2 separate regions of the Homo sapiens genome follow, and region 2 is linked to region 1. A link is a contact called in ENCODE Hi-C data. All regions are on one chromosome and are shown on one strand. Each heading gives the region's core, a stretch centred on a gene start or an enhancer-like site at or near the end of the contact. The rest is flanking DNA. Distances are from core to core; before and after follow the strand shown. Region 1 holds the start of TBX3-AS1 (TBX3 antisense RNA 1). Region 2 holds the start of TAOK3 (TAO kinase 3).

What was found. Hi-C counts contacts between places; a loop is a spot of excess contacts on that map. Pooled maps may share reads with other maps.
Region 2: a map of gastrocnemius medialis shows a loop between it and region 1 (14-fold over the local background). The contact joins the promoter of TAOK3 here to the promoter of TBX3-AS1 in region 1. A Hi-C loop is called at or near these places in 2 of 168 maps with a recorded cell type or tissue (ascending aorta and gastrocnemius medialis) and 5 of 50 pooled maps.

The regions. Positions count from the first base shown.
Region 1 is chr12:114,680,124-114,684,843 of GRCh38, forward strand. TBX3-AS1 (TBX3 antisense RNA 1) reads left to right here and starts at 2,169. Exons shown (of 2, transcript NR_187552.1): 1 at 2,169-2,511. TBX3 (T-box transcription factor 3) reads right to left here and starts at 4,052. Exons shown (of 7, transcript NM_005996.4): 1 at 2,689-4,052; 2 at 756-1,023. The coding sequence starts at 3,077. RefSeq lists a promoter at 4,054-4,563.
Region 2 is chr12:118,370,653-118,375,506 of GRCh38, forward strand. TAOK3 (TAO kinase 3) reads right to left here and starts at 2,255. Exons shown (of 21, transcript NM_016281.4): 1 at 1,996-2,255. LOC124903031 (a long non-coding RNA gene) reads right to left here. Exons shown (of 2, transcript XR_007063480.1): 2 at 4,646-4,854. RefSeq lists silencers at 1,095-1,184, 1,285-1,344, 2,129-2,378 and an enhancer at 2,699-2,748.

The DNA.
Region 1 (4,720 bases), core at 919-3,418:
ATGCAATTCCTGCCCGCTGAAGATATTTCCGCGCCATTCGCGTCTTCCTGGGCCTAATCTTTCTGCTTACTCCTTGCTTATCACGCTGTTTATTTTATTGAAATGTTGGGGAGGGGTAGGAAAAGGCGCAAAAGGTCCTTTGCCTGATATCTACAAGCAATGAAAGTTTTCTAAGTTTCTAAGCACTGTCACTGAATCCATATATACACTCCCAACACACAAACCATTTTTTTCTGAAGATCTAAGCCTCATTTAGGGTAAGCCGGACTCCCACCTAAGCCCAATTCTTTTTTTAGTAAAAGAACGAGTTTTTAAAAATGTATTCACACCATTTAACCAACAGAGTCAAGGCTCCGAAACGTAAACTCTCCTGAGAAAATAATATCACTGGTTTCAAAACAGAAGTATGATATTTTAAAACAAAACAAATCCTTTAGGAATACATAGCCTTGAAATTGATTTTAGCTCTTAAAAAATGGTTTTTAACTTCACTCTCAGGTCAGGAATCTACCAAAGAGCTGGAATTGCTATAGAACACAAGCCGGTAAGTTTTCTTGCCCCATTTCTTTTAGAACGCCAGGCCTTCCATTATTTGGAGAGAAACACCCCGAATCCTTTTTCCAGACGAGGACAAGTTTGCTATGCTTAGGGAGAAGCAAAGGAGAAGTCTGGGCTGAAACTCATGAAATGGGAAGCACTGCCTTTGACTGAGTGAAGGAGGAGAAAATTTTACTGAAGAGAGCAATGAAACTTACAAATCCATGTTTGTCTGAAATGTTGTTGGTGAGTTTCAGTTTGTGGAAAGTGACGACTTTGGACATCCACTGTTCCCCAGTAGCGGGGCTGTCCGGGTGAATGTACATCCTCTTTGGCATTTCGGGGTCGGCCTTACCAGCCACCATCCACCGAGAATTGTGAAATTTATAACGACAGTCATCAGCAGCTATAATGTCCATCAATAAAATGTATTTGGCTTTTTTATCCAGCCCAGAACATCTCACTTTAAATGGAGGAAACATTCGCCTATAAAACGAAAGAATAGAAAAGAAAAAGAAAGATAAACCACCCGTAATCTTGGGTTTGATTTCCTATGTATCACATAATATTGAAACCAAGTCTAAGACTTTATATTGTGACTGATAAGCTTACATGTTTCAGAGTGAGGCAACTGGTTGCAAAATCGTTTTCTTCCACAACTAACGTATTAAATATTCTCAGTTTCGCCATATTTAGACGTCCCAAGGTTCAAAACAAATGCATTGTGGCACTGCAATTCTCTACATTGTCTAACAATTTCTTCAATATTTTTTTTGTCCTTGCTTGACTTTACAGATTGCCCTCCTGAGAGCAAATTCTTGCCCATGTCTTTTTCTGTGGGTATCTAGATCTAAACAGGTTGGGGTAAGATTTTTGTAAAGCGCGGTCAGTTAAGACTAGAATTTTCCACCACCCATTGATGAGAAAATGTTAAACTTATCAAGGAAATGAACGTCAAGTTGCACCCCTCCCTGCTGCAGAATAGCAATCCCGCTGTGGGCGAAGTGAAACTGGACTTCAGTGAGTTCCCAGAACGAATTTTGCAGACTTCGGTGCACTCCTGGGCCTGATAACCGATCTGCCCGTGGAGCTGCTAACACATTCCCCCACTTCTTAGGCCAGTCCAAAACCGCAAGACTGTGCCACCACATTGCTGTTAATTTCACAGAAGGGTTGGCATTCTGTAGTCTTGACTTAAAAGGAAGCAAGGAAGCACTTTGCTGGAAAACTGACTAAATGTCTTGTGAGTTTGAGGAGGATTTTATGCCAAACTTTGGCCTCATTTAGCTTGGAAGGAGACAGAACGCTTAAGATATCATGAAGGGGATTTTATTTTTGTATCAACTTTATGCCTTTACAGGCTTCAATGCTATTACAAAAAAAAAATCAGTGATTTTAAATGACTATTACAGGATCTTCTCTTCCAGGCAGGTTTTGGTCAGGCAAGGACCTTTAAACATTATGTAAAATATGGTTGATAATATTCACACATTAAAAAAAAGGTGTGTGTCTCCTCACTGGCTCCTTAAGTCTGCAAACATAATCTTAAATTATGCAAAATTGCCTGCTGAACTCGCCCTTGGGTTACAGACACGTGAAGTAGTGTGGGCAAACAAACCAAAATGCCCTTCGATTTCTCTCTGACCAGGGCAGCAGCAGGCCCCTTTAGACCCAGAGGCTAGACTGGAGGGCAGAAAGGGCCGGGGAATGGTGTCAGGCCTCCCAATACCCACACAAAAGGAAAGGGCTTTAAGTTTTTCTCTCTGAGAACAAAATAAAACAGACAACACAACATCAACAAAGAAATAAGGATGTTCCAGGAGGGTTTGAAGAGTGAGTTTCTTGCAGTAGAGTGCCTTTTTTTTTTTTCTTTCCTGCTCCCTGCAGGGATGTCTGTGCTCCACTGAAAAATTCTGTCTGTTCGGGAGGGAACCCAGGATGCAGACCAAATGCAAGACCCATGCAGATGCCCAGGTAAGCTGAAATTTCCTGCCACCGGGGCAGGGCCTGGAAGTCTGTGCATACATTTCTAGGGGAACTAACTTTTCGTCCAAGCCGTAATAACCGACCAACCGACTGTTCTGGGAGCAGAGAAATAAAGGGAGGAAAAAACTCTCCAACAGCTTAGGGGAGGAGGCCCCCACTGCTTACCTTCCCGACTTGGTAATGACCATCTCGGTGCCCCGCTTGTGAAACTGATCCCAAAGTTCTTTAGCCTCCAGGTGCACCTTGGGGTCGTCCTCCACCTCTTCTTCGGGCTCCATGGTCTTCAAAGGCCTCAGATGCGCCTGGGGCCCCAGGGAGGAGAACGGGATGCCGGTCTCGGCCGCCCCCACCAATTGATCCATGATCGGCTTGGCCAGGGCGCCCGGCAGCGAGAGCGCCGCCGCGCCGTTGGGAGGCAGCGTCAGCGCGGGGAAGAACGGCGGCTGGTGACCCAGCACCGCGCTCATGGCGAAGTCCGGCGCCCGGTGAGGTAGGAACGGATGGTAGGCCATGCTTGTCCCAGGAATGACCGGATCTCTCATGGAGAGGCTCATCCACTCCAGGCGGGGCGCTGGGCTCCAGCCGGGGACAAGTCCGCAGCTGCTGTGTTTTGTTGTTTTTTTGTTGTTGTTTAACAGCAGCACATAATTCAAAAGGGGGGAAAAAGCAAAACAAAAAAGAAAGAAAAAAGAAAAGGAGGCAGAAATCACAACTAATGCACTTCAAAGGGAGGAGGGGAAGTGTCTTTTGGAGAATGGGAGGCCGCTTTTAAAGAGGGCAAGGCGAAAAATCAGCAAACATAGTCGCGCGGGTGACCGTCCTTGTGCCTTGCGTTTTTAAAAAGCCGCTCCTGAACGTCGGTTTCAGAAGCGAGAGGAGCGAGCAGGGTCTCGACTCGCGCCCGAGCCCTGCCGCTGAGCTCGAAATAGACACTCCAGCCCTGCGTCCCAGGAATCTCTCTCCAGCCCCTAGGTCTTTTGTTGCAAATGTGAAAGGTTCTCCTAGAAGACTTTTTACCTTTCTTTTTCTTCTTCCCCCGCCCCCTATCTGTCTTCCTCTCCCTCTTTCTCGCTGGTGGCGTCTGCAGCTGTGCTAGACCCGGCTTTAACAGGGAGCGAGAGAGCGGAAAAAGTCTCTCTCCTTTAAAAAAAAAAAAATCTGATTTAAACCCCCTTCTACCAGCGCTATCAAAACTTGAATTGCAAACTGGCTTCCGTTCGCCGCCCTCCTCCTCCTTCCTCTGCTCCGAGCCTCCGGAGGGTGTCTCGGTTTCAATCCAAATCTTGCTGGGCTCTTCTCCCGTGCCTCTCTCTCTTCCTTGTCCTAAAACGTGAGCGAATTCGCTTCCTAAATCTGTGTCCAGGCGCGCAGGGCAGGGAGGATTTAGAGGGGGAAAAAATGGAACAGAGGGAAAGAGAGGGAGGGGAGAGAGAGAGAGAGAGAGAGAGACGGAGTCGGAGAGGGAGGGAGCGAGAGAAAGCGAGAGCTCCTCGCCACCCTCCGCCGCCTCTAGAATTCACCGGGCGTCTGCTCGGCGGCTCTAGAAGGTCGGGCTGCGCTGTGGGCTGCGGGGAGCCGGAGGCCTCTTGATTGGCTCTTTGACGCTTTCGGACCAATTGTGTTGCTGCATAGGCGTGGTTTTCACAGGTCGAGTGCTGGGGGATAGAGCTGAGTTATAAAAAGAAGGTGTCGGAAACTGTAACGTCGCAGCGCCGCATCGGTACTACTGCCTGTCCTGTGAATATGTCAACATGATCAGAGGGCGGGCGGGAGCCACTGGGGAGCGCGCGCGCACAGAGTCGCCTCTAGGTGGCTTATCGAGAGATCGCTGCAGCCCCTGAGCTCGCTCGCTCGCTCTGGTTCAGCCCACGTCTGAAATGCCTCAGTCATCCAGCCGGGGATCGAGGGAGGAGGCAGGGCCAAGGAGGAAGGGGGAGGGAGAGAGGGAGGGAGCCAGCGAGCAGGCGAGCCGGGCGGGGAAGGCGGAGAGCGCGCCCGGGCGCCGGGCAGGGGCGCTCGCCTCTCTTGCACTCCGCTCGCCTCTCCGACCGCCGCGGCCGGTTCTCTCTCCAGCTCTCCTTCTTCTCCCCGCCCCGGGCGAGCCGGGCGGGTGGCCGAGCCTCCCCGCGAGCTGCCATCCGGCCACTCGGTTCTACAAAAGCCGGCGGCAGCCGAGAAGCGAGCGCCGAGACTCCAG
Region 2 (4,854 bases), core at 1,005-3,504, 3.7 Mb after region 1:
AACCATAACAAAGCATGTGCATTCGAGTTTGAAAAGTAGGTAGGGCAGTATTAACATATCCTAAGTACTGTGAACAACTAGCCTGATCATTAGTTTAATTTTCACATCCCTCAGAGTAGGAGGCTGTCCCCCAACTCCCACCCCCTATTGCTTCCCACTATTTGTTTCAACCTTTTAATAGATACACTTGCCTCCCACCAGGACACACAGTGTCTGGTTTAAATAGGTTTATCTCTCTCCTTAGCTTGTCCTGGAATTACGCCTAAAGCTCAATCCTGGCAGCTTTTAGGATAAGAAATCTAATTGGAAAGAGCTCTTAGTTTTGCGACTCCAAAACCTCTTTTGAAAATTTAGTTTGACCTTCCAACTATCTCCAACAGATCAAAGTTAAACAGTCCAGATTCCAAACCTAGTATAGTTCCTTTAAATCTGCATTGTAAACATTGATACTGATATGCTGCCAAATCTAAAAAAGTTTCTTAGCTCCTTGAGCTAAAATGAAAAACCAGTAGTCCAGGAAAACGCAAGGGTCTATCAAAGAAATATTCTTATTAATCTAAAACACGGGTCTCCAAAAGGATCCCTGTCCCTTTCAACTTCTTGTGGAGGGGGAAGTGGGGGAGGTTTGAAGAAGCCCCTTCCAACTTTTCACCTGACCTTTTCATTAAGATCAGGAAGCCCCTCGCTTTCAAGACATCCACATCAGACTCTAAGGAACGAATGCGAAGCCAGCGGGCCAGTGAGAAGAGGTCAGGCCGCGCAGGTCTCTTGATCATTCCAAGATCTTTGTCCTGCAGCCAGCCCCACCAGCCCCTCCAGCTCCTCCAGCCCATGCGTTTCACTTCAGAGATGTTTCATGACATAATCCGGCTCCGGAGTCCCCCGGAGTCCCGGGGGCTCACACTCCACCCTCAGGGAGGTCGCTGATGCCAGACCCTGGGAGCACCTCCCCGCTCCACTCGTCTGCGCTGCAGCCGGTTCCTATTTGCCCGACGCCGCGACTGCGACCCAGGCTCCCCGCCGCAGCCGTTCTTGGGGGGGCTCCCGCAACTCAGCGGGCGCGACCCCCCGCCCGCTCCCTCGCTGCTCACGCCGGGCCCCCGCTATGTGACTGGGGGCCCGACCCGCACCCATGGGGCACCGCTCCTCCCTCGGGGTCCGCGCCTGCACCCGACGCTCAAAGCCCCTCTCGGAGTCCCACGCTCGCATGCGCTGTCCCGAGCCCTCTGGGGGTCCCCTCCTCTCACCCCGCTGTCCTGGCCCCTCTCGGGGTCACCCTGCTCCCACCCGCTGTCCCGGCCTCTCTCTAGGTGTCCTGCTCTCAGCCCCGCTGTCTCAGCCCAGCCCCCTTCCGGGACCCCTCCTCTTCTCCCACTGTCTTGGCCCTTCCTGGGGTCTTCTCACACTCTGTTCTAAGCCCTCTGGGGATCCCCTGTCTTCACATCCCCTGACCGGTCCCCTCTCTTTACTCTGTCCTGGATTCTCTCTGGGTCCCCTCCCCTCACCTCGGGGTCTCCTCTCCCCGGGTGCTGTCCCAGCCCCTCTCGGGGTCCCCATCTCTCAGACTCTCAGTGCCGGCCCCTCTCGGGGACCCTTCCCCTCTCCCCGCTGTCCCTGACCTTTTCTGGGACCTGGTCCTTCAGGGGACCCCCTCCCCTCATCCCCCTATCCTAGTGCCTCATGAGGCACCCACCCCTCACCCCACTACCCCAGCCCCTCTCCGGGTCCCTTCCTCTCACGCGCACTGTCCCGGCCCCTCTTGGAGACCCCTCCCCTCAGACTTTCAGTCTTGGACCCTCTCGGAGTCCTCTCCACTCAGAGCCACTGCCTCGGTCCCTCTCGGAGTCCCCTCTCCTCACCCGCTGTCCCGGTCCCTCCCGGGGTCTCCTCTCCACAGTCTGCACTGTCGAGCCCGCTCCCGCAACTCCCCTCACTCTGCCTGGGGTCCCGCCGCCTCGGCTCCCACTGTCATGCCCCGCGCCCCGGTGCTCTCACCTCAGACCTGCTGTCACCACCCCCGGGCCCGGCGCCGCCGCCGCCGCTTCCTCTCCCACACTTGTTCCTGAGTCGCTCTCCTGTGGCTTGTTCCCCGGCGGATCCTTGGGTCCGGTCGCTGAGTGCCGGATCCGGCTGTGCGCAGCCTCTGCTCGCGGTCTCGGCGTTGCGTCCCACTCTCCACGCAGGACCCCGCCGCCCGGCGCCACAAGGACCCTCCCGCGGCCGCCGCCGCTGCTGCTGTCCGAGGTGCGGCTCCTGCCAGGGGTGGCCAATCGCACCGGACTGCGCCGAGCACGCCCCGCCCCACCGTCTCAGTCCGCCCGCCCCCTGCCCCGGACCACGCCCCAAGCTCGGCTCCAATAGGCTCTCTACTGACCTTCCCTGATCGCGGGGCACAGGGCCGGGGCCGTATATAGGTATTTGATTGATGGAGCCTGGGAAGCCGAGCGGTCGATGGAACCCGAGGATTGGCGGAGTTGTCGATGGGCGGGACAGGGCAGGGCGGGGTCTCCTCAGACGCGGAAGACCTTGCAACTTTAGTAACCTACGGGCCCGCCTGGGGTGCGGTCAGTCTTGTTTGTGCTGCTCTCCGGTCAAAGTTCATGGCGCTTCTCCCCACGCCTTTACTTTTCTTGGGAGATTCCCAGGGACCACCATGTTAGAGCCTTTGGGGAGGACCCCAGTCTCTCGCTAGACCTTGCACAGCTTTCTTAGTAATTCTGCCATGAACTAATATAGCATTAATTTGCCCAGGATTTGTAAAAATTTCCTGGATTTAAACCATTTCTTTTTAAAATCTCTTGCAAGGGAGTTGCCTCTCCTTGAATTGAGTTCAGCAGCCGTCAGTTTGATACCGTTGGGGGAAAAAAAATCTATATACAGTACTAGGTGCATACTTTGCCCAACTAAGCGTTCAATGCGGGGCACATTTTGATAGGTGCAAGGACAAAGCTTTAGAAATTTTCAGTTTGTAGGTTTTTATGACAGTAGGAAGACTGTGGTAGGGGAACCCTATTATTAGCTTAACAAGGTTTCAGCAAAGCTATTCAATATAACCTTTTTCCAGGGCCACAGGTTTTAATGATTCTATGTGAACGTGTGGCCAAAGGATAACGAGCTTTGACCCAGGTTTAACATGTGATAATCAGAGACTCCTCTTGATCCACGCTAAAGGATAGTGCCTGCCAGGGGTGAAAGTGCATCATGCTACTAAGACCCATTTGTGTTATTTTTGTGAAACTGGATATGCTGATCAAATCAACACCGGAAACAGAAAACTGCTTTCCTTACTCTTAACGCCAAAAGTAAGTTTATGGACTTTAGAATTTAGCATTTTATGAAGAAATTGTCTCAGGAACACATTTTGATCCTAAGTTTTGTCAGATGTATACAGGCCTTAGTTCTCAGAGAACCCTCGATTGTTAACTTTTTAACTCCAGCTGACAAAATGTGTTTGTGTTCTAAACAGTATACATGTTTCTTCTAGTGTTTTAAGAATCATACGCCATTCATCACCTGAGGTCAAGGGTTCCAGACCTGCCTGGCCAACATGGTGAAATCCCGTCTGTACGAAAAATACAAAAATTAGCCGGGCATGGTGGCACCCACCTGTAATCCCAGCTACTAGAAAGGCTGAGGCAGGAGAATCACTTGAACCCGGAGGCGGAGGTTGCAGTGAGTCGAGATCGCATCACTTCACTCCAGCCTGGGTGAAAGAGCAAAACTCCGTCTCAAAAAAAGAAAAAAAGAAAAAGAAAAAAAAGAATCATACTCCATTCCAATTGTGATGTCCCCCTTTAAAGTTTCAGTTTGGGTGTTAGGGTAGGCAGAGAAGGCCTGGAAGCAAAGAAGTTGTGGAAATGGGGCTGGCAGGGCTTCGTTTCAAGTCAAGTCGAGTTCCTGAGCGGTGTGGCTGAGTACCGTTTTGAGAAGGGATATATAAAAAGATTTCAAGGTGGTAAAACTTGGTTTTGAGGGAACTTGATTTTTACAGGAGTATAGCGACTGTCCAAAATCATATTAAATAAATCTAAAGGTTAGGTAAGACTAAAGCCATAAGAGAATTTTTTTGAGTAGGTCCACCTTCACTAAAGAGCATTTTTTAGTTCTGCAGCTGGCAATCTGGACAGAAAAAAATGGGGTAAGTTTTCATAACCCAAGTGCTCAGTTGTGTCTATTCATTACATATAAAAAAGAAATGCATGACCATTAACAGATGCTGTTTGCAGTCAAGAAGACAGCAGTAAAACATAAGCAGGATAAAAATCTCAGCGTCTTGAAAGGAAACCATTTAGCAACGAAATAAACTTAAAAATTAATTGTATCAATGAACTCTTGATTTCTAAAATCTTTGCTTTTTCTGCACTATGATTACTGCTACTGACAGGAACGCAAGTTACTCAATATAGTTGATTGCAAGTAATTTAGATGTTCTCCAACAGCACAAAGAAAGAAAATGACTTCATCTTTTGGACAAGAGACAGTTCTGGAATCCTAGTTTAAATATAGATGGCAGACCTACGGTGCGATCTGAGAATGATTCTTATTTAGAAGGGGCTTCAGAAGATCTCAGAACTCCTGGAAAGACATCTTAGCATTCCATTCTGGAAATTCTTTAGTTTTGTTGGGAGAAAAAATCACTTACAAATAGAGCCAAGATTTTAATTAAAACAAGGTAGTAAATAAATGTCAAAATAAGTGGGATGAGAATAACGTTTCATTTTCAGAAGAGTCCATAGGGAACAATTCAGAGATAAATTTAATCACAAAAGGTCTGAGAATGGGAATATTCGGTTCCACCCTGGTTTTCACATCTGTTCATTTTCACTACTGGTTGCGTTTCCTACGGAGACTCGG